2 separate regions of the Mus musculus genome follow, and region 1 is linked to region 2. A link is a loop called in an ENCODE intact Hi-C map of the cell type or tissue named here. Cell type or tissue: gastrocnemius. All regions are shown on one strand. Each heading gives the region's core, and the rest is flanking DNA. Links, peaks and the distances in the headings are about the cores only.

Region 1 (15,770 bases), core at 6,401-11,400, 74 kb before region 2:
AGTGTGCTCCACTCCGGTCACTGCCCCACCCCCACCCAGCCTGTAGGTGCCAACACTTTACTGTTACATCTTGCAGTTCTTCCTGGACAGGTTTTCCATTTTCCAAAGTGACCTGTCTACCATACCCACGTGAGGCAGGCCTCATGCCAGAGACTGTCCATCCCAAGGAGGAGCCCACTTCAAGGTGAGAAAACTGTAGCTTGCTAGAGTTGTGACACAACAGCTCTGAGCCTTCCCTGACTGAGTGAGAGGCACTGGGCTGGACACTCACAGCGGTGAACTGGGGGTGACTAGGCCAGCCTCCAGAGTATCTCCCCAAAGAGTACAGAGACTTGCTTGGGATCTGCCAGCCTGATTTAGACAGCAATTTGCATACAATTTACCCAGAAAGCTGCACTGTGAAAAATATAATTACTTTTTTAATATTCTCACTCTGATGTGAATGCTTACCGCCCGTAATGAATTACTTGCTTAATGAAGATAAACCTGAATTGGAGATGCACTTCGGAGGGCTGCTGGGGCAGCCAGTTTGATGCCATCATTTGCAGCTGTTAATCTCTGAAATTGATGCCCTTGTTGGTGGATCATAAATTGAGGGGAAAATCTGAGCGCCAGCTCTTCCAGCTACTTTGCTGTGCAGCAGGGGCTAAGCTACCGAGTCTCTCTGAGCTTCAGTTTCTTCATCTATGGTAAGGTTATCAGTATTGGAGCAAGTTGCATCCTTAGAAATGTGGGGATGAAGCTATGACAATACCATGACCAAAAGCAACTTGGGGAGGAAAGGGTTTATTTCAGATTAGAGTTCTCAGGTCATACTGCATCGCTGAGAGAAGTCAGGTAGGGCGCTCAAGGCAGGAACCTGGAGGCAAGAAGTGATGCAGAGGCCATGGAGTGGTGCTGCTTGGTCCCTGTGGTTTGCTCAGCCTGCTTTCTTAGAGGACCACCAGGTCAGGGGTGACACTGCCCAGGGAGAGCTGGGTCCTCCCACATCAATCATCCATCAAAAAAATCCAGTACAGGCCAATCTGGTGGTGGCATTTTCTCAGTAGATGGTCCCTCTTCCCAAATGACTCCAGTTTGTGTCAAGGTGATGTAAAACTCACCACCACAGATGTTTAGGAAGTGAGATTTAGTTGAAGGGATTGGATTCTTCAAAGGTACACCCTTGGGATTGTGTTTGCCCCCAGTCTCTTCCTCTCTGGCTCTGTTTGCTGGATGCTGTTAGATAAGAAGTCTTCTTTGCTACACACTGCCTGACCAAAGGCCCATAGCCTACAACTGGTGGACCATCGGAGCCCTCTGGAACTCTAAGCCCAAACCTGCCTCTCTCCTCTTGTTTTCCTTTTTTGTTTTTGTCACAATAAGGAACAACTGACTGACACAGTAACAATGTGCTATCAGCTTTTTATGAATCGGTAGAGACTTGATTTGATAACTGTTTTATTAAATAGCATCACACTTTTTTTTTTCATGAGTGATTTTGACTGGTAGCCTTCTTTCTTAGTGATGTCATCAGCGTTTTCACGGGAAGTATGCTCAACTTTCCTGCTGAGAAGTGGTGGCTAATTGTCTTCCCTTACTGGTTTGCTTGGCCAACAGCAAGCAAAGCTAGTTACAAGAAACTTTGTAGCTTCTTCCAGGCCTCTAGGGATTTAGACTCAACTGTGATGGAGATCTAACTACCCAGAGATCACCATGGTGCTCAGAGGAGGCCTACGGAGAAGGGAGAGGATACAGAGTCAGAACCTTTGACTGTCACATACCCCACAATTTGAGGCACACCAGCTGAGGCTGTAGAACTCCGATGGGCCTTCTCCACTGTCCAAATCCCTGACCCCAGCCTAGTGACAGACAGGAAGAGAAGTCTGCTTTAACTCACAACCTTCAGGGACAGTTCACTGTGCAAATATGAGCAGCAGCAGGTTTGTGCCGGCCTCAGAAACAGAGTGGGTGAGAGTCCTTCCTCTGTAGTTCCTGCATTTGGAGAAGATGGCTACTGTTTGGTCCTTAAGCATTTGATACAATTTAGCAGTGAAAGGACCCAGGTGGTGGGTTTCACATTATAAACTTAATTTCCATTTTTGAAGGGTAGAGAACGTTTTTGAGACATATATCTCAACTTGGCCTTGAGCTCTGAGGCTGGCCTTGAACTCCTCCTGATCCTCCAGCTTCCATCTCTAGAGTGTTGGCATTACTGGCATGAACCACCATATCTGGATAATTTCTAAAATATATATAGAAACATAAATACGTTGTTCTTTTTAAAAGCAGTTATTACATGTAGGTATGTATGTGTGTATATATACGTGTGTGTATACATGTATGTGTATGTACGTGTGTGTGCATGCATGTGTATGTATGAATGTGTGTGTGTGTGCATGTACACACATATACCATGGCTATAAAAGAAGCCAAAGGACACTTTCCATAAGTTTCTTTCCATCAGATGGGTCTTGGGGATCTAACGTTGGTTCTCAGGTCTGGGGAAAAACAAAACAAAACAAACCACCTTTGCTCATTAAATCATTTCAGCAGACTCGTATTTGCTTTTCCTTATGGAGTGATCTGTTTGGATTGGTTTAGTTTTGGTTTGTTTTTCAGAATCTCACTTTGTAGTCCAGGCTGGCCTAGAACTCATGACCCTCCTACTTCAGCCTTAGCATGCTCTTTGAAATGCCAATAAATCATCTCATTTTCATTCTGAGAACCCAATGACCTGGGAATAAAACGGAAGTCCCTCTCCAGCCTACAAAGTTCACTGTAATCTGGCACTGGCTTTTCTGGTCTCACTGATGCCTTGTTCTCGGTGTTTGCTGGATTGCCTCCTTCCTGTCACTCACATCTCAGTTCCTAGATCTGGCCCCTCCTAGGAATGTCTTCTTGACCAACATTAATGCTCTCTTGTCTGTCACTCTTTCATATCATCCATTTAAAATTTTATATCATGTATCACTTTCTGACATTATCTTTGGTTTTTTTTTTGTTTTGTTTTGTTTTGTTTTGTTTTGTTTTTGTTTTTGTTTTTGTTTTTGTCAATGTGTTTATCTCTAGGTGTTCTCCACAGAGCTCTAGCACTTCAGGTCTGTGTAAGCAGGGACCTCATTGATCTTACTCACTGCTGTTGGGCTGGATCTCAGGGCACATAATCTATGTGTGGTAAGTACACATTCTCTAAGTTATTAACTTGTTGTCCTGGACCCTCTCACCCACCCCTGGCCCAATTGTACTCATTCTTTCCTCTGAATGCCCAGAAACGGGCAGCATTGGGTAAAAGAATGAGCAGTTCCCAGGTGCCATACAAGGCCAGCCCATGGGGATTCTTCCGTCAGGGTGGAACACTAGTCTGGCTTCCTCACCTATCACCAGATGCAGCAGAGGCAACTCTGAAGCTTCTTAGGAGACAGGACCAGGTGATGCAACCCATGGGAGAAAAACTATAGTTACTGGTTGTAGGTTAGAAACCCCTCAGTTCTTGTGCGTCTTTGAGTAAGTCACTCCCCTATCTGTCTCTCACAGTGTTTAGATTAGTTATACTTTAATAAAAATGAATTCTGCTTCAAGTTGTTACTATTATCATCATTATTATTAATCTTCCCCTTTCTCTTGTTTTCTTCCTCTTCCTCTCCTCTTCCTTCCTCCTCCCCTAACTCTTACTCATCAACTCATCATTTGCACTGCTGGGGATAAAACTCAGAAGCTGGGCTGGTGAGATGGCTCAGTGGGTAAGAGCACCCGACTGCTCTTCTGAAGGTCCAGAGTTCAAATCCCAGCAACCACATGGTGGCTCACAACCATCCGTAACGAGATCTGACTCCCTCTTCTGGAGTGTCTGAAGACAGCTACAGTGTACTTACATATAATCAATAAATAAAAATTTAAAAAAAAAAAAAACTCAGAAGCTTACTAACAAAGACCGTGTCTATCACCTCTCTAATTATGAATTATCCGTGGATGAATTAATTGATGAAGTCAGAGCTCTGTGATCCCATCTTCCCAAACTCCTGGCCATTGGGGACATTTATAGATCCAAACCATAATGACTGTTAAGTGGGGTTTATTCTAGGAGTGCAAAGTTTAACATTAAAAAAGACAATTGATTTAATTTACCGCATTGGCAGAATCAAGGGTAAAACCCTAAGGTCAGCTCAATAGACGGAGAAAAAGAGCATCAGGAGAGTATTGAGCTGACAAATTCAATGCCCACTCATGATCTGAGAAAACACAAATGTTCTCAGCAAACCAGGAATAGAAGTGAAGTTCCTCAGCCCAATGAAAGACATCTGTAAAAATACTTCATTCTGTTCTACCTACTGGAAGATGAGTATTCTCCTCCTCCTCCTCTTCCTCCTCCTCCTCTTCCTCCTCCTCTTCCTCCTCCTCCTCTTCCTCCTCTTCTTCCTCCTCCTCCTCCTTTTCTTCTTCTTCTTTTTCTTCTTCTTCCTCCTCCTCCTCTTCTTCCTTCTCCTCTTCCTCCTCCTCCTCTTCCTCTTCCTCCTCCTTTTCTTCTTTTTCTTCTTTTTCTTCTTCTTCCTCCTCCTCCTCCTCTTCCTCCTCCTCCTCTTCCTCCTCCTCCTCTTCCTCCTCCTCCTTTTCTTCTTCTTTTTCTTCTTTTTCTTCTTTTTCTTCTTCTTCTTCTTCTTCTTCTTCTTCTTCTTCTTCTTCTTCTTCTTCTTCTTCTTCTTCTTCTTCTTCCTCCTCCTCCTCCTCCTCCTCCTCCTCCTCCTCCTCTTCTTCCTCTTCCTCTCTTCCTCTTCTTCTTTTGGATCATGGTAAAGGTTCTTGGTCATGTCATTTCTATTCAGCATTTTACTAAACATCCTTGACAGTGTGATAAACCAAGAAAAGGAAACAAAGATGCAAAGACTGGGGAGGAAAAGTTAAACTGTTTTCATATGTAGCCAATGTAGTTATTTTTGTAGAAAACCACAGTCCTCAAAACTTATCAGAACTAAGAAGGGAGAGTCAATATAAAGCATAAAGTCTAACTTTAGGGAACTGGAGAGATGGCTCAGCTGCCAGGGGTGTTTGCTGCTCTTTTAGAGGACTGGAGTTCTTTTCTCAGCACCCACATGGCGCTCACAACCTATGCTAACTCTAGCTCTGGTATCTGGTATCTGACGCCCTCTTCTGGCCTGTCCAAGTACTTGCATGCATCTGTGACTACTCAAACATAGACACACATACACATAACACACATACAAATACATAAAAAAGAATAAATAAATAAAATCTTTCTTTAAAAAAATTAACTGTCTTTTCTATATTATCAGTAAGCAACTGGAAAAGTAAAACTTCAAAACATATTAAAATAACAGGAAAACCTTAAGTACTTTGAAACAGACGTAACCAAAACAGATAAGCTCTCTGCACAGAAATTAGAAACTCTGTTGAAATAGAGAAGACCTAAACAAAGGAACTAGAAGACTGCCTTTGGGAGGATGAAGTTTAGGGAAAGCCACAGGGATGTGGGGTTGGGAAGGGGAGATGGAGCATACAGGAGAGGAGCTGGCGTATACTGTCTCATAGGACTTACTCACATGGCCCCAGGACAGCACTCGAAAGTGTATATTACCATTCCTAGTCCATGCATAAGAAAATTGGGGCCAAGAAGCGGGAGTGGGTGGGTAGGGGAGCAGGGTGGAGGGAGGGTATAGAGAACTTTCGGGATAGCATTTGAAATGTATATAAAGAAAATATCTAATAAAAAGTAGATAAATAAATAAATAAGAAAAGAAAAGAAAATTGAGGCCCAGACTGGTCATATAGCCCAAAGGGAAGCCCAGATCAGCAGCTAGACTTGTCTCTGAGTGCCTTCCACCACTCCCCTGTCCAAGTCTCCAGCAAAGGGCACAGGATTTGGGGAAGCCACTTAAGAATTTCCCATGTGCACACGTTCACCTTTCAGGCTTACGAGGATAGAATGGGATAATCCGTGCTAAGCACCTGGCAGTGCTTAGCTGGGCAGGCCCTTGAGGAGGAACAATATGGCTGCGGCTGTGTGCACTGCACAGCTCAGTCTCACAGACAAGGAGACTAGTGCTGGAAGAATGTGGCCATGGCCTGAGAGGCAGGCTTCCTGGAGGAAGTGTGGGTGAGTCAGGGACTCAGTGGTTCCAAATGTAAGTCTGAGACATTTCAGTGTTCATAGGCTCAAAGGAGGAAAAGGACATGCAGTGGATTTTTGCATAAAGCCCGCAGTGTTTAAGAAAAGGATTACTTTTTTTTTCCTGGAGATTATGCCTTTCCTACATTGCTAGCATCGACACATCTTTTCCAGAAAATGGTTGTGAGTGGAGGACGGCTTCTGTGTTGTAAACATCCCCACGAACAAAAGGAAAATTTGGTGACTTTCTGTCCGCATCCTTGAAGTTTTTAACTAGTTCATGAAATTCAGTTCCGAGAACAGCCGGCAGCTGGAGCTGGAAGACATTCTGGGTAGGAAAGTTCTATGTGCAAAGAACAGTATGGTATGTCCTGAAACTGTCAACAAGCAGCAAGCACCCATGGGCTGGAGCTTCTAGTGGGGTCTAAACAAGAAGCCAGGAAGCCACATTCTTGGATTAGAGTGGTCCCTACCCTCACCTCCCTGCTACCCAAAGTGGTGCTACCTCTCTTTAGGGAATAAGACTGTTCCCTAAGGCTCCCTCATAAGTATGCACAGTGTGTGTATGTGTGCACGTGTTTGCAGGAATCCCTGATGAGAAAAGGTGAGGACTGGAGAGGTATTAAGAACAGATATGTTCTAGGGGCTGGAGAGATGGTTCATTGGTTAAGAGCATTGGCTGCTCTTGCAGGGAACTTGGATTTGGTTGCCAATACCCACATGGTGGCTCACATCTGTCTGTAACTCCAATTCCAGGTATATAAAAAATATGTATAATGCATACATTTATATATGTATATAAAATATTTTTAAGTACTTAAAGTCTTTAAAAAAAAAAAGACCTGTCCTGGCCTAATAATTATTGAGGAGACACACAAGATGAATGGAGGGCAGCAGATACCCACTGGGGAGAGCAGGAAGGGAAACCCAAGGCTCTCTGAGCAGAGTGTGCAGCTCCTGCATGTCTGGGCACACATGAGTGTGTGCTCACATGTGCAAATACATCTACTCTGTGCCTGTCCCTGGGAACATCTGCTGGTGGTGTTGGCCTGGCTGGGGTATGTGCTCAGTGTTGGCTAGAGAGATTCTGGCTGTTGGGAAGGTTCCCATAGGTGTGCATCCTGCGTACACATCTGTGTAGGGAACGTATGTCGAGTGTGTGCTGATGGTGTTGAATTTGTGCTGTGTATGTTTATGATTCTGTATAGGAAACCCAGGCTGTGTGTTGATGGTAGTGAGTGTGAGCTGTGTCTGTCTACATGTCTGAGTGGGTTGAGTGTGTGCTAACAGTATCAAGTGTGTGATGTGTTTGTTTATGAATCTGCACAGGAAATCCAGGTTGAGTGTGTGCTGATGGTATACGATGTGAGCTTTGTGTGTCCATGTATCTGGGCTCCATAGCTTGAGAGTGCTGATGGTGTTGAGATGGTGTTGGAAACCAGGTCAGGCCTTTCTCCTTTCCTGGTCTTCTGAGGGTCCGACTGAAGTTCCTCTTTACTTTGATGACTTCTTTTCTCTTTTTATTTATCAATATCTAACCAAGGACCAGGGACCTCCTAATGGGCAATGGTGTAGGAGATAGGAAGGCAACATCCCTATTGGTTCCCTCTTGTCCTCTCCCCCAACCCCTGAGAGACCAGTATCAGCCTTTGGTTCTCAGGGTTAGAACTATGTTTTTTAACTGAGGTGGGAAGACCTCAGGGACCAGGGACGATCCCCACAAAATCCTGTCCCCAGACTAATTCAGTTCTGTAGAGTCTAAAGCTGGTACCTCCCCTCTTCTGTATTTTGCTTAGTCTGTTATTCTGAAACTTGTCCCTGGTGTGACCTTCTCAGGAGCCCCGTGAGTACACTGGGGACTGAGGGCCAAAGCTTTCATCTCTTGTTCTGTCTTTGCCACCCACCCTGCCAGCCTCAGCTTCTTTCCTGGGGCTTCTCCAGATTTGAGCTCTGGGGAGGGGCTGGCTCACCAGCAACAAGCTTTTCCACCACACTGCCAGCCTCTTGGCCCTTACTCAAGATCCAGCCAGGGAGAGATCCTGCCCAGGAGAGATCTCAGAGGGCAGAATGAAGCTGCAGGAGGGTGTGTGTGGTATGGAGGAGCCCTGCCTCTGAGTCTGTGTGTTTGTGAGCCGTTTATCAAGTGCTCACTGATGCCCGGATAGTGCTAACAGCTTAACTCACATTGTCTCATTTAATGGGTGTGACAATGTGTGAGAGGGTGAGAGAAACAGGGTGACAAGGGAGAGTAGTCACTGGCTATAGCCGGGAGCCCCAGCAATGAATTCCCTTGCTCCATGCTAACAGTGCTGCCCTTGTGGGTCTGACCAGAGCCTCGGGATGGGGAGCAGACTCCTGAGCCCGCTCCAGTGTGGGTCCTGGCAGGAAGAAGGAATGAGCTATGGCCAGGTTCCAGGCCCACCTCCCTTCCTTGTCCAAAGCCAGGTTTTTCTTTTCTATAAGGTGCATTTAATACTGTCCAGCACTCAGGGGGTCATTAGCAGAGGCAAAGCCAGCTGAAAGTGGGAAATACCTGTTTGTTCCACCTGGTCCTCACTCTTCAAAACCCACACAGAAAGAATAAGTCTCCCATGGCTCAGAGGTCAGCTCCAGAGACACAGTGGTCCTCTCTCCTTAGCTTGCCTGTGGCCTCTTTGAGTTTTCAAGTTGCCTTTCCTCTGTGTACCTGTGAGCTTCTTTGGCAATCCACTCTTGGGATCAAGTCACCTATCAGATCAGACAGGGGCTCACTCTTAGAGCTTCATTTCAACCTAATTACAGTCTATTTAAATGTAACCACATTTTGAAGTTCTCGGGGGTTAGGGCTCCGGCATGTGAGATGTCAAGGGATGTGCCCCACCTCTGTTACTCCTTTCCTCCTTTGGGTCCTGGCTGATGTCCCACTGTCTCTCACTGCCAGCAACACTGTTGTGAAGACCTACTGTCTACAACCTGAAACGCAGCCGGAAACTCCTCCCTCCAAGAAGCCTTCCTCACTAACTTCTGCCTCCTCTGGTCTCTCACAGCCAGCAAACATAGACCTGTATGGTGGCGCATGCCACACAAACAGATGTCACTTGTCATGCCTGATATGACCTGTACAGCATCGTGTTTGCTCCCTAATTGTCATCCTTCCTCTCCGTGAAGACATGACCCTCCTTCTCCTTTTGTGGTTTTGAGGCTACATTCAATTGTAGCTCCTGCTTCTTAGCATAAGGATGGGCATGTGACTTGAGTAGAGCCAATCAGAGTTCTCCCCTGGGATTGCCAAGCAGTGAGTACTGGGTGAGATGAGGCCTTTCCTTCCTCTGGGGTGCAGAATGATGTAATCCTGGCACTTGGCATAGCTGTAGCATCTATCTGCTGGGCACAGATGAGCTTGGGCAAGCCTCTCTGTGCCCCAGTTTTCGCTGTTGTACCACGTGTGATGCTAACAGCACTACCAGGATCCTCATGAGACTTCCTGTTAATGCATAAGCTGAGGACTACCCACTTTGCCTAAAGTTTAAGATGTGTGTATGTGTGCGTTGTATAAGAAACATGGTTAAATGCTTCAAAAAGCAATGCAGTAAACTATACAGTTAAGAATCCTGGTGTTATCATGACTCCTTTGAACCCAGGTCTCATCACTTAGATGCGCTACTTCTTTTGTTTACTTGTTCAGCTCTTTGTTGAGATGCTGTCTAACTATAGAGCCTTTGCTGTCCTGACTCATTTTGTAGACCAAGCTCCCTCTAATCAGAGGAGTCCCTCTACTTCTGCCATGTGAATTCTGGGATTACAGGTATGTGACACCATGCCCAGCGTGGCAATTGTTTTAAAATCTTTTCACAGGGGGCCTGTGAGATGGATCAGCAGGTAAAGGAGGCTGCTTCTAACCCCGAGGACCAGAGATCCATCCGTGAGACGCACATGCCGCAAGAAGAGGACCAGCTCCTGGAAGTCCTCGAGACCTCCTCTCATACACTAAGTCAACTGATGAGTTAATTGAAATTTCTTCGAGATCATTTTAAAGGGTTCTATATGGAAATATAAACACTTTAATTCTTTCTTCTAAATCATATGCCATCTAATCTGTGTCTTTTTAAAATTTTCATTTAATAGCATATCCTGGGTGCTGTCCATAAAGTTCTCTGTGGCTGGCCCTTTCTTTCCTATTCCATGTATGGATGAACTCCACAGCTCCAATGCAATGGTAAGCCAGCTTTGTGTGCGTTGTTCCACATGAGTGCAGTGATCCCTGGAGATGTATATAGCTAAACCGATCAGGAAACACACACACACACACACACACACACACACACACACACCCAAAGATACTCACTATTAACTAACCAAAAAACCACGCTGCCATTTTGCATCACATCCATTTGGGTAGATGTGATTAAAAAAAAAAAAAGACAGACAGACAAACCTAACTGTCTTTGTCTGCTCTCCTTGTGCTACTATAGGCAGCTTTGGCCAAAGCAGTTCCTGCTGAGGACCTGGAGGCTGTGAAGCCCAAGGTCAAAGTGCTGACTGTTGTGGTGTCTGGCATGGGTTGTCTTCCTGGATTGCAGACATCTTTATCTCGCTCAGCATCCATGCGACAGACTCTTCGTTGTGTACCAGTGGAGAAGGGAAACACAGGTTCTTTCCTTTTCCTTTCATATTGCAACATAATTCACTTGTACAAAAATCCTCCAAGGGTGTGGCAAGGTACAGGGAGGTATTGCTGGCCTCCGTGGAGCCTGTTCACTTCATGTAAGAAAGCTGTAACATTTTACCATGTGTATGTCACAATGCTCTCCTTTTGTAGGAAATACAATATTGAAAACACGGTCAAAGCCACTGTCTCTTCTTAACCAAAAATCTGACATTGTATGTTCTTATACTTTTATTCCATATATGACTATGGCCACAAAATATATTGAAGGTTTTCTGGTTTTGCTATATTTTCCACTCAGATGTGCTCCTACATACACACACACACACAGAAGCCAGAGTTGACAATGCTAGGTGTCCTTCTCTTTTGCTCTCCACCTTACATTTTGTGACAGAGTCTGTAAATGAAACGAGACTCCTAATTGGCTAGACTGACTGGCCAGTGAACTCCCAGGAGGCTCCTGCCTGTTTCCCAGTGCTGGGATTATGAACGTGCATCATCATGCCTTGCTTTTTTTTTTAAACATGGGGATCAAACTCAGGTCTCATACTTGGGAGGCAAGCACTTTCTACTGACTGAGCCATCTCCTTCATTCCACTCAAAATGCATTCTAATACCCTTGTTTCTATTATTAACTCATGTTATTTCTATTTCAAGTATTAAGGTAACATGAGTGAGGGGGTTTCAAATAATGTTTTGCCATTTGTTTATGATTCTATTACTGTCAGAGAATATAATTTAGTCCACTTCAAACTTACTGCACCTGGTTTTATGGTCAAAATATTATCTGTTTGAGTAACAATTTTATATCCATTTAAAAGTATGTCTTCTGTTGTTGTGGGAAGTCTTTTTATAAAGATCCAGTTAGGTCAAGCAGGTTGATAGTGTTCTTCAAGTTTATTACTTACTACACTGTAGCTCCTCCTAGTTGAAACTAGAGGGAAGTTTATAAGGCTCCAAAGTATATGAAACACACAAGGCTCAGGAGCCTCCTGAAAATTACAGGATTCACAATGTCCTTTGGGGCCTCTGTGTAGAGAGATCTCTGGGAATGTGGCTTTCATGAATCAATGGCCACGTTAGGGGTAGGTTTTTTAATGATGCATCTGCTCTTGTGTCACCTACATTGCTGTAAATGACCTTAGTCAACTTATCAGTTCACTAGGCTAGACTTGGGTGAAGTTGGTTTATTTGGTTAAACATGAGGTGAGAGTTGTTTGTTTATGTCTTCCCTCCAGGAAAACAATCCAATGATGATATAACCCTGATGACTTTCTGCTTTTTTGTTCTGCCAGTCAATGGAAGATGGATATTAAAATATTTCCAACTATAATTGGAAGTGTATCCACTTATCATTGTAGGTCTAACAGTTTTTCTTTAATGTATTTTAATGCTCTACTACTAGGGATATAAATGCTTGAGATTATTATCTCTCCTTGATGAATTGATTCCTTTATCATTATGAAACAACTCTGCTTCTGATAATATTGCTTACTTGAAATCTATTTTGTCTTATATTAATGTAGCCATTTCACTTTTGGGCTGATTATTTTAAGAATGGTATGTATTGTTTGCTTGACTTTTAATCAATTTATATCATATTTATATCATTATATGTGCATACAATATAGGGCTAGATATTGCTCTTTATAAACAAATTGGCACTCTTGACTTTAACTGTGGTGTTTAGACCATTTACATCGAATGCAGTCATTAATATGAATGAGTTTCAAATCTTGTCTTCCTGTTCTTTGTTTTCTTTTTTTAAAAAGATGCGTTTATTTATTATATGTAAGTACACTGTAGCTGTTTTCAGACAAACTAGAAGAGGCCATCCAATCTCATTAGAGATGGTTGTGAGCCACCATGTGGTTGCTGAGATTTGAACTCAGGACCTCCAGAAGAGCAGTCAGTGCTCTTAATGGCTGAGCCAACTCTCCAGCCCTCTTTGTTTTCTATTTACCCTGCATGGTGGCTCCTTTTTCTCTTTTTCTACATTCTTTGGCATGAATAGTTTTATATTTTATCTCTTTTATTGGCTTAAGTGGTTTTTGAGATGATAGTATATTATTTATTTATTTATTTATTTATTTATTTATTTATTTATCCAGGAGCACCTTCAAGTATGTGCCAGGGGCTGGAGAAGGCCTGCTTGGTAAAGTCTTGCCATGAAAGCATGAAGACCTGAATTTGGGTTCGCAGCACAGCGTGGAAAAAGCTGAGTATAGCAGTACACACCTGGAATCCCAGCATTGGGGAGGTAGAGACAGTAGGATCTCTGAGGCTTGCTAGTGAGTTCCTGGCTCAGGGAGGGACCCTGTCTTAAAAATAAGGCAGATAGTAATTGAGGAATGTAATCAATATTGACCTCTGACTTACAGCCACACACATACACACACACACACACACACACACACACACACAGAGAGAGAGAGAGAGAGAGAGAGAGAGAGAGAGAGAGCAAGAGAGAGAGAGAGAGAGAGAGAGAGAGAGAGAGAGAAGCATCTAAAGGGAAATTTCTATTAACTCTTTGTCAGCCTTTATGTTGGTGGTGTATTCTATATTCTATATATCATAAAACCAAAATATGCTTGACTTTATCCAATAAGTTATCCTCATTAGCATGTGTGTGTATGTGTGTGTGTTGTCCATTAATGCATGTATTCATGTTCACATGTGTGGGCATGCATATATGTGCATGCTCATGGAGAGGTCCAGAGTGCATGTTGGGTGTCTTCCTTAGTTGTTTCCTGCCTTCCATGTTGAGGCAGACTCTCTTGCTGATCCTGGAGATGAGGGCTCTGGCTAGTCTGCTTGCTTAAGGAGTTCTTGTCTCTGCCTCTATGGGCTGGCATTATGGATGAGTGGTCCACCACCCCCGCCTGGCTTTTAAGTGGGTTTGGGGAACTGAGGTCCAGTTTTCAAGTTTGCATGGCTATTGTTTCATCCACTGAGCCATCTTCTTACCCACACAACATGTTTAATTACAGAAAAAAAAGAGTGTCTGGTACTTTCCCCTGTAGCCATCTTCTCAGAAGCCTTCACTCCTCCTGCAGACCCTGGGCTCAATTGGGGAATTATCTTTCCTAATGTCTCAAGGACTCCAACCTTCTTTGTGTCCATTTGTGATGAGTTCTTTCAGCATTTTTACATCTTCCAAAAGTCTGTATTTATTGATTGGCAGGTCTCTGCTCTGTCTTTGTTCTCCCTTTGTGCTGTAAAGATGCTCCACTGTCTTCTGCCCTGAAGCATGTCCAACAAGCAATCTGCGGTCACTCTTATTTTGTACATATATCCTCTTTTCCTCCACATCTTTTAGATTTCCTCTTTATTACTGATTTTAAACAATTGTATCGTTGTGTGCTTTAATAAAGCTGTATGCTTGATTGTGCTTGTGCCTGTTGACCACTGAAATATTGGAATGTATGGTTGTCTTTCCAAACTTGGGAAGGTTTTTTGTTGTTATACCTTCAAATATCTTTATATTTCCTCTTTTAAAAAAGAAAAAAGTAGCCATTTATTTACTTTTGTATGTGTATGGTTGTTTTGCCTGCATATATGTCTGTGCATCGCATGCCTGCAGTGCTCTCAGAGGCCAGAGGAGAGTGCCAGAGCCCCTGAGACTGGGGTTACAGTTGTGAACTGTCATGTGGATGCTGGAAATTGAACCATGGTCCTCTTGTACTGAGCAGTCAGTGCTCTTAACCATTGAACCATCTCTTCAGCTCCCCTGCCCCATCCTGTCCTGTCCTGTGTTCTGCCCCCTACCCCTATTCTTAGGAATTCTAACTACACATACATTTGCTGCTGGACTGTCCTATAGCTCATTAATAATTTTTTAAAATATTTTTTGCCCTTGTCTTTTATTTTGGACAGTTTTCATTGCTAAAACTTTTTTTTCTATCTGTCTGTCTGTTTGTCTGCCTATCTGTTTGTGTTTTGAGACAGAGTAGCCTTTACTGTCCTGGAACTTGCTCTGTGGACCAGACTGGCCTCAAACTCAGAGATCTCAAATTCAGAGATGCCTCTGCCTCTGCCTCTCTGCCTCAGCCTCTGCCTCTGCCTCTGCCTCTGCCTCTGCCTCTGCCTCTGCCTCTGCCTCTGCCTCTGCCTCTGCCTCTGCCCAGCGTGTGACAGCACTGGTCAGTTTAATAAAGAAGTTATTTTTAACTTGTTTATTATTAGTGTAGAGTGTATGTCATGTGCACACATGGAGGTTAGAGAACAACTTTGGGGACTCCGTTCTTTTCTTCCACCATTATGTGGATCCTGGGGATGGAACTCAGGTGTCCAGACTTCCATGGCAAGTACCTTTACTGCTGAGCATCTCTTTATTGTTCTTACCTATTGCTACGTCTTTAAATTACTACTCACTTCTTTCACATTGCCAATTCCATGCTGCATGCTCTTTCCATCCCAAACACCATCTCCCCACCCCCATATCCAGAAGTTCAATTTGGTTTTGTGTTGTCAGGGTTTTTTTGTTTGTTTGTTTGTTTGTTTGTTTTCTTTTCTTTTCTTTCTACTTAACGTGATCAATCATTGCTCTGACTTCCACAACCTATGGACTATAGTTAGCGTACTTATTTAATGTCTTCTGACCTAATTCCATCTTCTGTGCTACTTGGGGGGGGGGGGTCCATGTCTAGTGGTTCGTTACATCCTCACATAGGTCATATCGTCCTGTGTCTTTGCGGGCCTGGTGGTTGCCGGCTGGCTGTGAGCCATCGTGGATTGCACCTTGGTAGGAGCTGATCGTTTTAGTATTCTGGTAAATATTCTTGGGCTTTGTTCTGGGGTGCAGTGAAGTCACTTGAACAGAGTGTTCTTCTGAGGCCCGCTTTGCTGCCCTCTCAGGCAGAACCACTCCTCTCCCTCCAGTACAGAAGAAGCACTGCCCTAAGAACCCTGCTTTCTGTGCTGGGAGCTGAGAGGGTTTGCCCTTGGGCCGCTAGGCATGTGAAAGGTACCAGGTCTGTGTGAGCTCTGGAGATGATTTCCTTGGCTCCCTTGGGATGGTCC
Region 2 (15,770 bases), core at 7,074-12,073:
CCAGCCCTGGAAGAAAAGGGTTAACAGGCTGGGGAGGTGGGAGCAGCCGTCATTTGGCTAAGGAGCCTTGTTAATTGATTCCCTCATTCCCATTTGTTCCTGCTAAAGAGAGACAGATGAGAGGGAGCCCGCCAGGCCCCGCTTGGCACCCGGCAGCTTGGCTGGGCACAGCTGTGCTCCTGGCTCTGGTGTCTGTGGGGGAGGGGCGGTGGCAGTAGAGGTGAGGAGGTGGGGCAGTCCCCTGGCAGGCCAGTGCCCTCTGCTCACCCTCAGCCAGGCAGAGATGTCACGAGAACACTTCTGAGAGGCAGGTCCTTTAGTCAGCCTCGCGGCACCTCTTTGATCTCTTGGCCCTGCCTGTCACCACTGGGGCTGGGAGCTCAGTGAGACACCAGAGGCAGCTACCTCACCATCCAGCTCCTGATGGGACCCTGCCAGCCTGAGGCCCAGACAGAGATTCAGTCTAGAAAAGGGTCAGCCCTGGTCTGGCCCGCAGAGTCTTGTGCCTCTCTTTGGCAGGCTGGAATCCACAGCATAAAGCTATTGTCTCTGCCAGGGCCACAGGCTCTCTGCTCAATCCTGATACTCCCTTGCCTCTAGTTCTCCATTTTTGTTGTTGCCGTTGTTTGTCTCCCATGTGATGTATGTATGTATGTGTGAGTGGGTGCACAGCTATGTGAGTGTGGGAACCAGTGGTGGATGTCCAATGTCGCTCAGTTACTCTCTATTGCTCTTCTGTAACAAGGCCACTCACTGAGCAGGTACTTACAGACTGCCTAGACTGACTGGCCAGCTTGCCCTAGAATCTCCTCTCTCTGTCCTCCAGCCCTGGGGTTCCAGTGCATGCCAGCAAGCCCAGCTTTAACACAGGTCCCCATCCTTGCACAGCAAGGACTTTTCTCACAAGCAATTCTCTGCCCCTCCAACCCAACTCCGTCTGCACCTTTCTCCCGCCTCATCTTCATTTCAGCCAAGCTCACTGGTGTTTGAGATTGTATCAAACAGGGCCGCATCACTGTCCCATGAGAGAATGGAGTTTGAATATCACCAATCAAATATGAGACTCAAAGAGTTCAAAGCCTGGTTCTGTCACTTGTTGGCTGCGCACATTGGACAAGACATTGTCACTTCCTTGAGTCTTACTGGCTCGATCACAGCTCTCGCTCGCATCCCACACCTCTATGGAGTGGGCACACTTGGTTTCCTTAAGAAAGAGTTCCCTGCCTCTGGGATCCACCAGAGCCTGTGGGTGGGGTTTGCCATGTAAGATGGCAGTGATGGTGAGATCTATCTATGCGGCTGCAAGTGGCTCCAACTGTTGCTGGACATGTTTTTTTTGTTGTTGCTGTTGTTGTTTTGTTTTTGAAGAGACAGGCTGACCTCAAACTCAGAGATCTGCCTGCCTCTGCCTCCTGAATACTGGGATTAGCGGCGTGTGCCATCACCACTCCAGACTCTGTGCTGAGTGGGCCTCCCTCACATCATGACAACCCTGTAGTTTTCTCTGCTCTCCTTGGCTCTAGGCTGGCCCTGTGACTTACTCTGGCCTGTGACAGAATGTGGTAGGGCCAGTTCCGAGCCCAAGTCTCAAGAGGTCTTGCATACTCTCAGTTGTCCTCTTGGCATCCTGCCCAGCTGTGGTGTGAACAAGCTGGAGCTGTCCTGCTGGAGGAAGAGAGACACATGGCCAGATCCCGCCCATCACTCTGATGACAGCCGGCCAAGGCCCAGAAGCAGAGCCACTTAACTGAGGAGCAGCTGATTGCCGATGCATGAGTGAGCCCAGCCAACAGCAGGATATTCTAGCTGCACTAGCGAGCCATAGAATCACAAGCTTAACCAGTAAGTGGTGGTGATTTTAAGCCATGAATGTTGGGGTGACTTATTATCCAGCGAGAGCTAACTGATACACTGTCCCCCATGGTTGCTGTGTGAGGTAATGGAAGAAAACTAGCTGATGAGAGTAAATTGCCCGGCAGAGAGCCTACTATTGAGCAGAAGGTCAGAAAGTAGGGCCTCCATCACTTGCTCAGGGCACGGAGTCCTGGACCATGGATGAAAGCCTCCTGCATCCCAGAGTGCTCTCTCATCAGAGCTCAAAAGTTCAGTACACTTTCCCTGCCCTTGCCCCATCCGCATCCCATCTCTGTAAGGGCAATAATAAAAAAAGAGGGATGACATTATTGTTTGTATCTTACGAGCTAGCCTGGGGCCAGTCTTTTATATGGCCTCTGTCTCTGTATTCCCACTCAGGTCGGTGACAGAGGCACCGTCACTTAGGTCTTACTTCCATCAGGACATTTAACATTTTGGTACTGTCTATTTATTCTTTGGAGACAGGTGTCATTATGCAGATCAGGCTGCCTTTGAACTCATGAACCTATATCCCAGCCCCCCAAGTGTTGAAATGAAGGATGTGTACTGCTGTGCTTGGGTCACACTCACTAATTTCTTAAATTTTTAAAATACTCCTGAACACTGTAGCTTCAGATACACCAGAAGAGGGCAGCGGGATCCCATTACAGATGGTTGTGAGCCACCATGTGGTTGCTGGGAATTGAACTCAGGGCCTCTAGAAGAACAGCCAGTGCTCTTAACTGCTGAGCCATTTTTCCAGCCCCACACTCACCATTTTCAAGGCAAGCAAACACAGGCTTGGAGATAAGAGATCTAAGGTGTCCAGCCTTACACAGCTGGTGAGCATGAAGACTCACCAGCTTGCCTGGGTGCATTGAGTACGGTGGCACCGGCCTTTAAGTCTAGTAGTGGAAGGCAGGCAGATCTTCCTGAGTTCAGGGCCAGCCTGGGTTACGCAGTGAGACCCTATCAGGAAAAGAAAAGATAGACTGGCCAGCTCCACAGGAAGTGTTGACTACCCTCTACTCAGGCTGCTTTCCCAAGGCAGCTCCACTCTGTCTCTTCACCCTTGCCTTGGTAACCCTAAGCTCCAGGGTTATTCTTAGTCCTTATTAGTAATGCCTGGTTACCCGAACCTGGCGGATACTCGTGTGTCTTCTTGGCACACACAGAAGCATTCTGAGGTTGACTTCTTCCCTTCACCAAGGACGATGTTGTCATTCCTCTGTCTTCAGGCTTGCCCTTCCACAACTCTCCCAACTTCTTTGTAGATTTTCCTTGTCTTCCAGACTCCTTCACACCTCTGGTCAGGGACTCAGCTGACGCCCCTGTAAAGGGCACTGTCTGCTCAGCACCCTCCCCTTCTTTTGGGAATGGCAGACAATCTATGCATCCAGAGTGGGCTGCCATGTTCCTTTTGGACCCTGCCCATAGTCAATTAAGCACAGGCTGGTGTGTGGTTCGAGCCTAGTCAGTTAACATTCTCTCATGTTATGGATGAGAATGTAGGGGACTATTTGTTACATTGAAGTCAAAAGGGTGCTGCTATAATTTCTTTCCCCAAATTTTCTTTTTTTTTCTTTTTTTCTTTTTTTTGGTTTAAAATGACTTTCACTGCTTTTGTGGATATGGTGGTTTGAATATGCTTGGCCCAGGGAATGGTGCTGTTAGGAAGTGTGGCTTTGTTAGAGGAAGTGTGTCACTGTGGGGGTGGGCAATGAGACTTTCCTTCTAACCAAGTGGGAACCAGTCTCCTAGAGGCTTTTAGAACTCTCAACCCCTCCTGCATCACGTCTGCCTAAATGATAATGGACTGAGCCTCTGAACCTGTAAGCCCGATCCAATTAAATGTTGTCCTTCTAAGAGTTGCCTTGGTCATGTTGTCTGTTCACAGCAGTGAAGCCTAGCTAAGACAGTAAGTACATAGTTTTTAGAATAGTAAAATTTAAAAACAAATGTGTGTGAATGTGCATGTGTGTGGGCATTCGTGCTTCTTTTCTTTCCTCTTCACAAACTATTCATTGTCATATCACCTCTTGTGTGTGTGTGTGAGTGTGTGTGTGTGTGTGTGTGTGTGTGTGTGTGTGTTTATTTGGGGTTTTTAAGCCAGGGTTTTACTACATAGCCAAGACTAGACTCAAACTTCTCATCTTCCCACCTCATTCTCCCAAGTTTAGGATTACAGTAAGTCTGTCATGTTCACTTTTAATAATTTTAGACCCAAGGTGCTCAAGACAGCCCCACTGAAGAGGAAAAAAAATTACATTTGATTCTAATTTAAAAAAGACTAAAGGACTCAGGATCTGGGCAAGCAAGTGTGCCAGTAGACACTTCTCTCTGGTCATGTCTGTGCGTCAATCCTCCATGCCTGTAAATGCCCTGGTGTGTCTCTGTCATTTACAAACCAGAGTTGTGACCAAGTTCTCCTGTCACGCAGCCTTGCCAGGTACATCTTCTAAAGGAGTCAGGCTAAGAGAGGTTAAAGATAACTTAAGCCCCACCCTGTCCGTGGTGTGTGTGTGTGTGTGTGTGTGTGTGACAGGCTAACCTCTGCTCACGATATTGCTGAGGGTGCCCTTGAACTCCTGATCCTCTACTTCCACTTTCTAAGTGCTGGGATTCGAGAAGTTCCCCTCTGTGCCTGACTCATGCAGGGCTGAGGATGGGGACTGAGCAGAGCTCTGGCTTTGCACATGTTAGGCAAGCACTCTGCCCCCGAGCTGCATTCCCTTCCCATATAGACAATAGGCTTAATTTCTCACTATGAGGCCCAGGCTGATCCTCGTTCCAGATCCTCTTGCCTTGGCTTTCTGGGTGCTGAGAGTACAGGTGTGCTCTCACTACCACCTTAGGTCTCATCTTTACAGATGGGTCATAGATTACCTGGGTTTTCGGGTCTTAGAAATAGGCAACCCCAATACCTTACCTCATACGAAACCCAGAGACTCAAGGTCACTCACTTTTCCCTTGTCCCCACATCTAGACCATGCGTGAGCCCAAGTGATTCTAGCTCCATGAATGATCTTTGAATCTGATTCCTTCCCTCTGTCTCGTTCACTTGCCCCCAGACTCACACCACATTCATCCTTGCTCTGCCCCTGGCCTCTACTCAACAGCCTCCAGCCTGTCTCTGGGTGCAGTCTCCGGTGCAAACAGCGTGCAATGGAGGTCAGACCACATTGCCTCTGTTCTTAGCTTCTTGTCATACTGTGAATGAAGCAGTGGGGCCATGTGGTGCTGGGCAGCCCCCCACCATGGTGCTCTCCCCTGCAGAGGTGCTTCGCCTCCCCACTTCCTCCCTCCTCAGCACAGTTATCTTTTACCTGGGAACCTGACTCCAAGAGTCTCCAGCTCTTCAGTGAGTTTGAAGTTGAGATGCTGCGGTCTCAGCATCTTTCCTAACTTCAGCCTCTGTCCAGATGTTCTAACTCCTGGTCTCTCTATTGTCCCAGTGTCACCAGATCCTGTCATCTTTGCTTAGAGTCTGCCCCTCCCATTAGAATATCAGCTCAAGGAGGGTAGGAAACAGGTCAGTCTTGCTCACTGTGTCTCTAGCACCTAACATAATACTTGTGAAAAAAGGGCTTAGGTAACAAAATAATAATAAATAATATTAATTTTTTTTGAGACAAGATTTCATGTAACCCAGGCTAATTCATTACATAGTCAGGGATGACCCGAGCTCCTGATCTTCCTGCCTCTATCTCAGCAATTCGGAATTACGATCATACACCACCATGTCTGGCATATGTGATACCAAGCTCTGCACATGCTAGGTATGCATTATATTAACTGAGCCTCATCACCAGCCTGGGGAATTTTTATTACACAAGTGAGTGGACAGTCGAATCCAACGGCAAAGACAGCATTATAGCCCCATTCTGCAGAACAGAAAGTGAGGGCTGGCAGATGGCAGGAAGGAGCGGAAGCCAGGACAGAGGCTGGCTATCCACAATAGCCATATCTGTGTAATACTTCAGTCACAAAATAAGCCCGTGCTATTTTATTTCTTCTTTCCTACCCAGCCCATTCCTCCAAGTTACAAAGGGTGGGGGAATGGAAGCTGGAGAGGACCCACAACAGGCCATGGGTGGGGTCTCTAGGGCCTTGCAGGTTTCAGAGGACCCTAAACACATCCTGCCTGGCAGGCTTCCATGTGAGCTTTCCCCTGTCTGGTCTGGATCCCTTTGCCCACGGGGCACCACCTCCCTCCACCCCTGTGCAGGCTGCCTGCCAGTGTCTGTCACATCAAGTTCAAGTGATGCATGTGGCAGCGGCTCCTGGACTGCCTGTCGGCACGTCAGCCCCGTCCTGGTTACCATAGCAACAGGATGCAAGGCACCAGGGCATCAGTGGGCTGTGGCTCTCAGAGGGGCAATGCCATGGGTGAGGGAGGGGCTCCTTTCTTGTTCCTGTGGGAAGCTTGGCAGGGGCTGCTGCCGCTGGGGGCTGAGTGGCCCCTCCCTGTCCCTGCCTTGGCATTTCCTTCCTGCCATCTGTGCTGGGAGCTGGGGGAGGGGCGGAGCGCCATCCCTGGTGGGAGGGGTTTGGGAGCAGATGGGTGGAAGAACAGCCCTCCCGCTTGCTCGGCTGTGCCCCACTATTGGTTCCAAGGACCCTTTCAGAGCTCTGGGCACATCACAGCCATCCTCTATTTGGCAAAAATGACAAGTTCAGGACCCTGTCCAGCCAGAGACTTGGTTGCTGGGCTTGAGTCAAGCCCAGGAGGAAGAGATTTTTTTCAAGAGAAGGGTCCTGAGGAGACTAGCCCGCTTTATGCTGACGCCTGGCTGGGACTCTTCAGTGAATCTTCCCAGCCTGCATGGGTTGTGTTAGCATACCTATTTCACACTGAGAGAAACTAGCTTCAGAAATGGCAGCCAAAAGAAGAGCATCAGAATTCGAACACAGGCCCATCTAGTCAGTCTTGTTCTTGCTGTTGCCTCCGAGGGTGAGGGTTTTCTTGGCTACCGCCCCTGCAGCAGGCTGTTCAGAGAGACCAGGGCTGGGGGCTGAACTGTGACAAGTGTGTGATCTGTGGAGAGACCAGTCAGGAGACCTTTGGTGCTATGCCTGCCTCAGGCTTCAGTGTCTTGTACAGAGACTTTGAGGTGGTTACAATGCAGTGCTATCCTTAATACACACGAGGTCTTCATGTCTCGTCCAATGGAAGGGAGTCTGGGCAAGGTGTCAGGACTGGTGGCCGAGAAGTTCTGAGTTGATGTGGGCTACTGATACACCTGGCTGAGTATCCAAACCGGACATCACTCCTTTGGAATTACCTCTTGTGCTGAGAACTCTCACATTCCAAACAGATGGACAGCTCTTTGGGCCTCGTGAGATAGCAGCCCCAAGTTGGTTCTGGGACCTTTGTTACCTTCCTCTGTGCCATATTAGAAGAGTAGTGAAGGTGGAGCAGGGAGGCTGGTGGCAGAGAGGAGCCCTGTGACAGATGCTCTTTGTGTGGGGACAGTGCAGCGTTAACTCCCTTAATCTAGGTGTAGGATGACTTCAGGGAAAATGCTTGGAAGAGCTGAGCATGTCCCCTCCAGTCACACCTTACTTTGAAATCAGTCTGGAAGGGTGTTGACTCAATGCTGGCTGTGGTGGCCTTACAAGCCCTGGCTTCTCTGTGATCAGAGTAGCCTACGCAGATGCAGGCACACAGCACAGAGGGGTACCTGATACACAAAGGGAAGCTCTCTGAGCCTGAGTGGGGAGCCTAGAAACAGTAACCGAGCCATTAAGGCTGCAGACACCATTGTCCCATGAGGGAGACACCAGCTAAAGGGTCCCAGGGAGGAAGTTCCCACGGATCCCATCAGCAGCATTCCCTGGGGGCAACTTCTGGGTCCTCATTCGTCCCACGAACTGGCCTCTGGTGTCTCTGCCTCAGGTGTTTCTGCAAGAGCCCACCGAGCTGCAGAGGGAAAGGCTTGTTAAGACTGAATGAGAAATTGGAGTTTCGATGCCAGATCAGATTGGAAATATTAACTGATAAAAAAAAAATGAACCCGATAGTGACTGAGAGTGTTCAGAAAAATTATGTGATCTGCCTGTGATAAGGTCCAGGAGAGGGAACCACAGAGCAAGCTGTGACAAGGAATCCCTGCCAAGCTGAGGGAGAATCACCAGCCCTCTGCATTTGGCCCAGTCAGGGCTAGCCATTCTAGCAAGCTAGACCTCCTCTGATGCTCTCTGGGGGAGGGGGTGAGAGGGACTAGCCCTATTGCAGGGTCCACTTCTTCCCATCTCCTTCTTGTTCCCTCTCTGACACCCCCACAGGCCTCTCTGTTGCCTCCATCCTCCAATCCAGTCCAAATTCCCTCATCCCTCTTCTCCCCCTGCCCTCCTGGAGCTTACTGGGGCTTCTTGGGACTGGGTTTACTATTTGAATGGAAACAGACTGTGCCCAGAAGTCTCTCACGGACTGACAGATGTATCCTCTGGCAGAAAGGGGAGCTGGGGCTGGGAAACAAGGCCACCCAGCAACCCCTAAGAGCATCGCTCAGCAGAGTCAGGCTGGCAGCATCTAAGTGTTAAGCATTTTAGTCTTTTTTTGGGGAGAGGCAGTTGGGCTAAGCATAGTCAGGACCTACCTGCCACCCCTCCCTGACCTACAGAAGCATATTGGGGGGGGGGTCAGAGGACACGGAAAGCTAGGAAGATCCCCATCTCACCAGGTATCATTGGATGCCTGGCTTAATTCAGATCAAGCTGAGGTTGGCACCTGGCAGTTACTCAGCCCTCAAACCAACCCCGAGCTGGGGACTGCGAGGGGCGGCTGTTAGAGTGGCATGTGCCAAAGCTGTCTGCAGTATCTACTCCAGTAGACTCCAGCCAGGCAGGGCTGAAACAGTTCAGGTTCTGGGGTTAGACCCAAGTTCAAGTTTTATATCTGGTGATCGCTGTGCATCCCCGAGCAAGCCGTGATACCTCTCTGAGCCTCGTTCTGCCCTGTTTATAAAGAGAAAGGACTGAGCATGCGCTTTAGGTGCTCAAGGCATCCAGCCCAGTGTCTGCCCCCACCCCAGGCTGTTTCCAGACCCCACAGAGAGCTCTGGAGTCTCTGTTTGCTTCTTGGAACCATGTGGTGGTTCCTCATCCATGCCTCTACTACCCAGCCTGCAAGGAGCTCCAGGGTCACCCCATCTATTTTTAAACTTCATTCCTTCCCTCCATCTTTCCACTTCCACCCTTTCCCCTCCCTCCCCCCTTTTCAGAAATGACATAATTAGAGGGGTTTAATGTTCGGCTGCTGAAATCTTCATTTTCTTGGTAATTTCCACTATTTCATCAAAGAATAATTAATTGCATTGTCTTTAATCAATTGTTTTACAAATCCAGCAGCAGGAGGAATTCTCCCACCCTCTCTGCAGCTGCTCTCCCCTCCTGGGTGAGCCACCAGCTCATGCCAACCCAAGGGCTTGGCTGCCAGAGCCAGGCTGGGCTGAGGAGTTCAGGGTGGGAGCCCTATGTTTCCCAACCCCCTAGAGGGAGGCGCTCATGGGCAGATGGGAGTCTGTCTACCTGGTGGTGTTCAGGGAATACCACCTGCTCTTGGTCCTGGTGCTCCCTCAAGCTCTGCCCTCAACCTAGACAGCTGGTCAGGCTTGGTCCCACTCAGGAGATGCAGATACGGACCCAGAGGTGGAGGAGACCTTGGAGTCTCTGGGTCTAGGACTCAGAGAGGGTGGGAAAGACCTGTGTTAACATCTTTATGATGGGGGTAATGTGACCAGGGAGGAGAAAGGGGGTGTGGCTTCTCAGGCAAAAAAGCAAGAGTGACAGGAAAACCAGCAAATGGCAGCGCTGGGATGTCAGAGCATGTCTCTCAGTAACCCTAGGAGACAATTCCCACCTCACCCCCCGCCCCCAGCTACTGAGGGGTAGAACTAGGTCTTTGCCTCACACAGTTGTCTATCCATGGTCAGTGCTGCTTCCCAGTGGCCACCCTGGGACAAATGATGAGCCCCATCTCATCCCAACTGTCATCCAACCCTGGCTAAGCATGGTGGCACATACCTGTAATCTCAACACTCAGGAGGCTGAGGTAGAAGAATATGAATTCCAGGCTAGCCTGGTGTACTGGCTAGTTTTGTGTCAACTTGACACAGCTGGAGTTATCACAGAGAAAGGAACTTCAGTTGAGGAAATGCCTTCATGAGATCCAACTGTAAGGCATTTTCTCAATTAGTGATCAAGGGGGAAAGGTCCCTTGTGGGTGGGACCATCTCTGGGCTGGTGGTCTTGGGTTCTATAAGAGAGCAGGCTGAGCAAGCCAGGTGAGGCAAGCCAGTAATGAACATCCCTCCATGGCCTCTGCATCAGCTCCTGCTTCCTGACCTGCTTGAGTTCCAGTCCTGACATCCTTTGGTGATGAACAGCAGTATGGAAATGTAAGCCGAATAAACCCTTTCCTCCCCAACTTGCTTCTTGATCATGATGTTTGTGCAGGAATAGAAACCCTGACTAAGACACCTAGGCTATGTATCAAGACCCTGTCTCAGAAAACCAAAATCAGGGGCCAGTGAGATGGCTCAGTGGGCAAAGGTACTTGCCACACAAGCCTGATGACCTGGATTTAATCCCCAGAGCCTGCGTAGAGATGGAAAGAGAATCAGGTCTATGGCATCGTTCTCTAACCTCCACACATGCACTATGACACACTCATGCAAAAAAAAAAAAATCAAAATAAGAAAACAAACAAACAGGAGTCTAATCCTGTTGAGACCAGCCGTTCCCACATGGTGGCTTCTTGTTACCGGGTGACTGTTCCCACTTACTGGACTCCTAGCCTGCTACCTGTCTCAAGATCTTTACTCCTTTTAACCCTCTGTAGGGGGTCTCTTCATGGACCCTTTGCTTCAGTGTCACCTTCTTAGAGGACTCACTCTACCACCATAATTAGAAATAAATGTCACCCTCTGCCTCTCCTTCACACCATTTTCCTCCATAGATCTTATCCATGGATCTGCCCACTGTAGGCTTTAGTGCTTTCTACCAAATATACCCTGAGCTGCTACCGCCCTTCCCTGCCCTTGGAGGGAGGTGGTGTGTGAGACCATGAGACCTGCATGGGAGTAGGGAGGTGTGACCAAGGGCCAAGGGCCACTTGTCATTTCTAGAGCTGCTACTGGGAGATGGTACTATGCAATGTTGCCCCATGTGCCTCATTGTGGAAGCTGGACATGGAGTCTCTTCAAGCCTGGGTCCCCAAGAGAAGGCACCATGCAGCAGAGTCCCCCTCAGGAATCCTCCTGAAGAAACGTAGTATGAAAGAATTCTCTGAGGTTTCACACACTCCCTCATCCATCACTTACTGGATCTTTCTCCCTAGAGCAGGGCTTCTGGAGAGTGGGACCTGTATACCTACTGTCCTGTCCCCATGACTGTCACTTACTGGTGATCACAGAGTGTCAAATGAATGGAGACCATGTGCCCTAGTGTAGGACTCTGGGGGATTCTGTGCACAGTGGTATAACAGACACTTAGGGAGTTCTTTCCTAAGCTGTGTGTGGTGATGCCTGCCTGTGATCCCAGTATTTGGAAAGTGGAGGATTAGAGATTCAAGGCCATCCTTGGCTATATAGTGAGCATGAGGTCCGCCTGGGCTGCATGAGACCCCGTCACAGAAAATGACCACAGGTTCCTGTCCTAAAAAGCAAACTCACTCAAGCCACAGATGCCGGATAGGTATGGGGCAGGGTGACACTTGGCCGACTGCCTTCGTCTTGTAGCTGTCTTCATTACTGCAGGCTTCCTGCTGACCTCTGCACATAAGTGTGTGGATCACTCAAGCAGCCTCTGTTGAGTTAAGAGCTGGATGGGTGAGAGGAGACACAAAGGCAAGAACAACCGAGGTGTGGGACGGTAGTCTTTACAGTGTCCTGTTTGAGGCCCCTAAAAGGGCCCCCGAGGTTCTCCAGTCATCATCCTGAAGCTGCAGCCACCTGGGAGTCAGGAAGGTGGGAACCATGTGAACAGACTGCCCTATAAAATGAGCAATTGCCCTGAGGTGGGAGCTGAGACTGCACAATACACAGGAGTAGTTGCCTCCTAGAGATTGAACTGTCCCCTCAAGTGAGTGTCCTTGCAGAGCCAGGGTGTGCTAATGACCAGGCAGACTGTAGCCTACTTTGAGGTACCTCTGCGTCATCCATCCCAACTCACCTTCCAGTTCAGCCTAGAGCTCATGTCAGACATGGAAGGCAGCTGGGGTGTTCACTCCATCCTCCTGGTGTGGTTGTTAAAGCCCTGCCCTCTGCCTTCTTACCCTGTTGTCTCTGTTCTCATTTGATCTCCATGGAGAGCGGCCACCAAACCTCTGGCTGTGGATACAGGACATCTGTCTTTTTCACAGATTCTAGAATGGACCCGGAGGATCCTGACAGCTGCTCCTATCCCTGCTGCTGGCTCCTAGTGGAGCTGGGACTGGAATCCATGTCTCTGAGCCCTGCCCCGTCTATTTGCTCCCAGGACGCATCTCCTGTGGTACTCTCCTCCACTGTATCCTCAGGCTGCATCTTACTTGCAGAGAATCAGGGAAAGAAAAGGGTCCACAGCTTCAGGTCTGCCCCCTCTCCCTCCTGGAACTATCCCTCCCTGCCTGGAGATGTCTGTCTGGAGGACTGTCCTGTAATGCAGACATGGGGCACAGCTAAAGTCATCAGCCTTCGTGCTTTAGTCTCCCTGACTTTCCTGATAGAGTACAGCTGAGGGTCAGGGGCATTACAAACCTGGTGCTCAAATCTTCCCTGCCCTTTCAGTTCAGAGTCCATACTCGTTTGCACAAACCTTCTTTGAACCGCCCTCCTCGGATACATGTGTACCACCAGCAAGCATTACAGACAGGGGAGAATAATAAAACCATGCAAAAACCCCAGCGACACAGACTTCAGAGCCACTTGGTGTTTATATGTTAGGCAAGGCCAAAACTCCCCTGCCACTCCTCACCCGGAAGGCGGTGAGAATCAGCCTAGCTGGACATTAAAATTAATCACTCAGTCTCTGTAGGCCTGAAGCCCCTCTGTCACCCTGTGATCTCTAAGAAAAGCCCTTCTTGTGAATCAACACACATCCATGGCCAAGCAAGGCTGGGTCGTGTCCATCTGTGGTTTCTTTCTTTTTTTTTTTTTTTAGAATTAATTTTTTATTAGGTATTTTCCTCATTTACATTTCCAATGCTATCCAAAAAGTCCCCAATACACTCCCACCCCCACTCCCCTACCCACCCACTCCTACTTTTTGGCCCTGGCGTTCCCCTGTACTGGGGCATATAAAGTTTGCAAGTCCAATGGGCCTCTCTTTCCAGTGATGGCCGACTAGGCCATCTTTTGATACATATGCAGCTAGAGTCAAGAGCTCTGAGGTACTGGTTAGTTCATAATGTTGTTCCACCTATAGGGTTGCAGATCCCTTTAGCTCCTTGGGTACTTTCTCTAGCTCCTCCTTTGGGGGCCCTGTGATCCATCCAATAGCTGACTGTGAGCATTCATTTCTGTGTTTGCTAGGCCCCGGCATTGTCTCACAAGAGACAGCTATATCTGGGTCCTTTCAGCAAAATCTTGCTAGTGTATGCAATGGTGTCAGCGTTTGGAAGCTGATTATGGGATGGATCCCTGGATATGGCAGTCTTTAGATGGTCCATCCTTTCGTCACAGCTCCAAACTTTATCACTGTAACTCTTTCCATGGGTGTTTTGTTCCCAATTCTAAGAAGGGGCACAGTGTCCACTCTTTGGTCTTTGTTCTTCTTGAGTTTCATGCATTTAACAAATTGTATCTTATATCTTGGGTATCCTAAGTTTTGGGGCTAATATCCACTTATCAGTGAGTACATATTGTGTGAGTTCCTTTGTGATTGTGTTACCTCACTCAGGATGATGCCCTCCAGGTCCATCCATTTGCCTAGGAATTTCATAAATTCATTCCTTTTAATAGCTGAGTAGTACTCCATTGTGTAAATGTACCACATTTTCTGTATCCATTCCTCTGTTGAGGGGCACCTGGGTTCTTTCCAGCTCCTGGCTATTATAAATAAGGCTGCTATGACCATAGTGGAGCATGTGTCCTTCTTACCGGTTGGAACATCTTCTGGATATATGCCCAGGAGACGTATTGCTGGATCCTCTGGTAGTATTATGTCCAATTTTCTGAGGAACTGCCAAACTGATTTCCAGAGTGGTTGTACAAGCTTGCAATCCCACCAACAATGGAGGAGTGTTCCTCTTTGGTTTCTAAGAGCCGTGGAGTCTATGATAACCACGGGAAGGGGCTGCATTTGCCACTTAAAGAGGCAACTTAAGGGAAGAAGGTTTATTTTAGTGTATGGTTTAGAGAGATTAATTCCGTGGCGGCAGGGCTTGGCAGTGGGAGTGGCCAGCATTTGAGGCAGTAGAAGTGTCAAGTAGCTGGTTATGTCACAACATGGCATGTGGCTTCCTTCAGAGAAATAACAAGCAACCCACAAGTCCACTGCCCTTTTGTGATGTCTTCTCAGAAGCCACACCCTACCCTTCTCATTCTTTTCTTTTTTTTTTTTTTTTTGAGACAGGGTTTCTCTGTATAGCCCTGGCTGTCCTGGAACTCACTTTGTAGACCAGGCTGGCCTCAAACTCATAAATCCGCCTGCCTCTGCCTCCCGAGGGCTGGGATTAAAGGCGTGGGCCACCACACCCGGCTCCTTCTCATTCTTTACACTCTCTATATCTCTAATCTAGGACTAGACAGAGGCATGACTTCCAGAAGGTGACAAGCACCAAGGGCCTCCTAGAAGAACAGGGACCACCTCTTCGACTCTCTTGTCTTTAGATGAGAAAGGTGAGACTCAGGGACGGGCAGTGATTTTCTCTGGGCTGCACAGCAAGTTTGAGCCAGAGCGGCACAGTGAAGCCAGCACAGGCATAATTAAGGCACGGGTAGTCCTCTCAAGCTGATGGGGGGAAGTGCACTACCTTCCCACCCAGCAGAACAGCACACCAGGCCTCAGCTGCCAACTGTGGGCAGGGCCTCCTGACCTCTCCTTACCCAACGTATCACTCACTCACCCACACAGGACCGTGGAAGGAACCTGTTTGTTTGTTTCTACACCCCCCTCCATTCATCCTCTCAGTCAATAAGATTTTAGCAAAACCTTCCTATGTGTCTGACATCTCCGCTAATCATTCGGACATACCTGGACCTCCGTGTCCCTTGACTTCTTGCCTGAGATGTGGCCTCTCCTAACCAGAGCAATATGGAAGAAAAGATGCAGATGGAGACCCATGAGTGTGAGACATGTCCTGGAGATTGACAGAGACACTTTGCTTATCAAGTTGAGAGGGAGATTCTCTGACACAGTGGAACTTAGGTCAAGGACTAGGGGTCAAACGGTATTGAGAGTGATGAGCTAGGTGAGGTACTCCAAGCAGAAGGGCCAGCCTGTGGGATCAGAGTTATGGGAAGGAAGCAGAGAAACCCTCCTGGCTGAGCTGTATCCTGAGCTGAATGCATGCGACCCCACGGGGTGGAGAGAGTATGGTGGTGAGGATTCAAGGAACCAGATGGCCTAGTGGGCCAGCTCACCCAACAACTCGTACATAACAGACAGGTTCTTCTGGCTTTGGAAGAGCAATGAGCTGGAACGTGCAAGCAGGTTGCCTGGCTACCTGAGCAGCTTCAGCAGGACCCTTGGCCCAAAAGGTGGTCAGGCAGAGACTGAGATGGACATGGACAGGCTGTAGGCTGCTGTTGTATCCTTGCACCATAGGTGGAAGCAGCAGGCAAGAAAGAAGTCTGAAAAGATCCTGGGATCTTGGGGACCCCAGGGAAAGAGACTTAGACAGCAGAATCCTAGGATTCTGGGCTCCGGGGAGCAGCCAGTATACTTCCTGTTCTTGTGGCTTCAGGGCTGAGGGAAGCCACCACTAAACT

The links. A loop is a pair of places that touch in the nucleus more often than their neighbours do. Peaks named below come from ENCODE experiments on the same cell type or tissue, not always from the same donor. Only the 100,000 strongest peaks of a DNase experiment are listed, where the experiment ranks them.
Region 1: a loop joins it to region 2, with 3 times the contacts of the local background. A loop is called at or near these places in 8 of 42 quality-filtered maps.

Annotation. Positions count from the first base shown.
Region 1 is chr4:120,307,068-120,322,837 of GRCm38, reverse strand. Gm36499 (a long non-coding RNA gene) reads left to right here and starts at 9,893. Exons shown (of 5, transcript XR_376607.3): 1 at 9,893-10,085; 2 at 10,208-10,298; 3 at 10,555-10,732; 4 at 11,987-12,105; 5 at 12,860-13,136. Gm36574 (a long non-coding RNA gene) reads left to right here. Exons shown (of 9, transcript XR_868086.1): 7 at 1-184; 8 at 3,052-3,156; 9 at 3,698-3,736. In gastrocnemius, for the core only: no CTCF peak of the experiment used is centred there; DNase peaks (open chromatin) are centred at 8,059, 8,495 and 9,021.
Region 2 is chr4:120,233,504-120,249,273 of GRCm38, reverse strand. All of the region lies in intron 1 of Gm36134 (a long non-coding RNA gene), which reads left to right. Among named protein-coding and RNA genes, the nearest start is that of Gm36134, 21 kb to the left of the region's middle. In gastrocnemius, for the core only: no CTCF peak of the experiment used is centred there; DNase peaks (open chromatin) are centred at 8,003, 8,674, 9,336, 9,631 and 1 more place.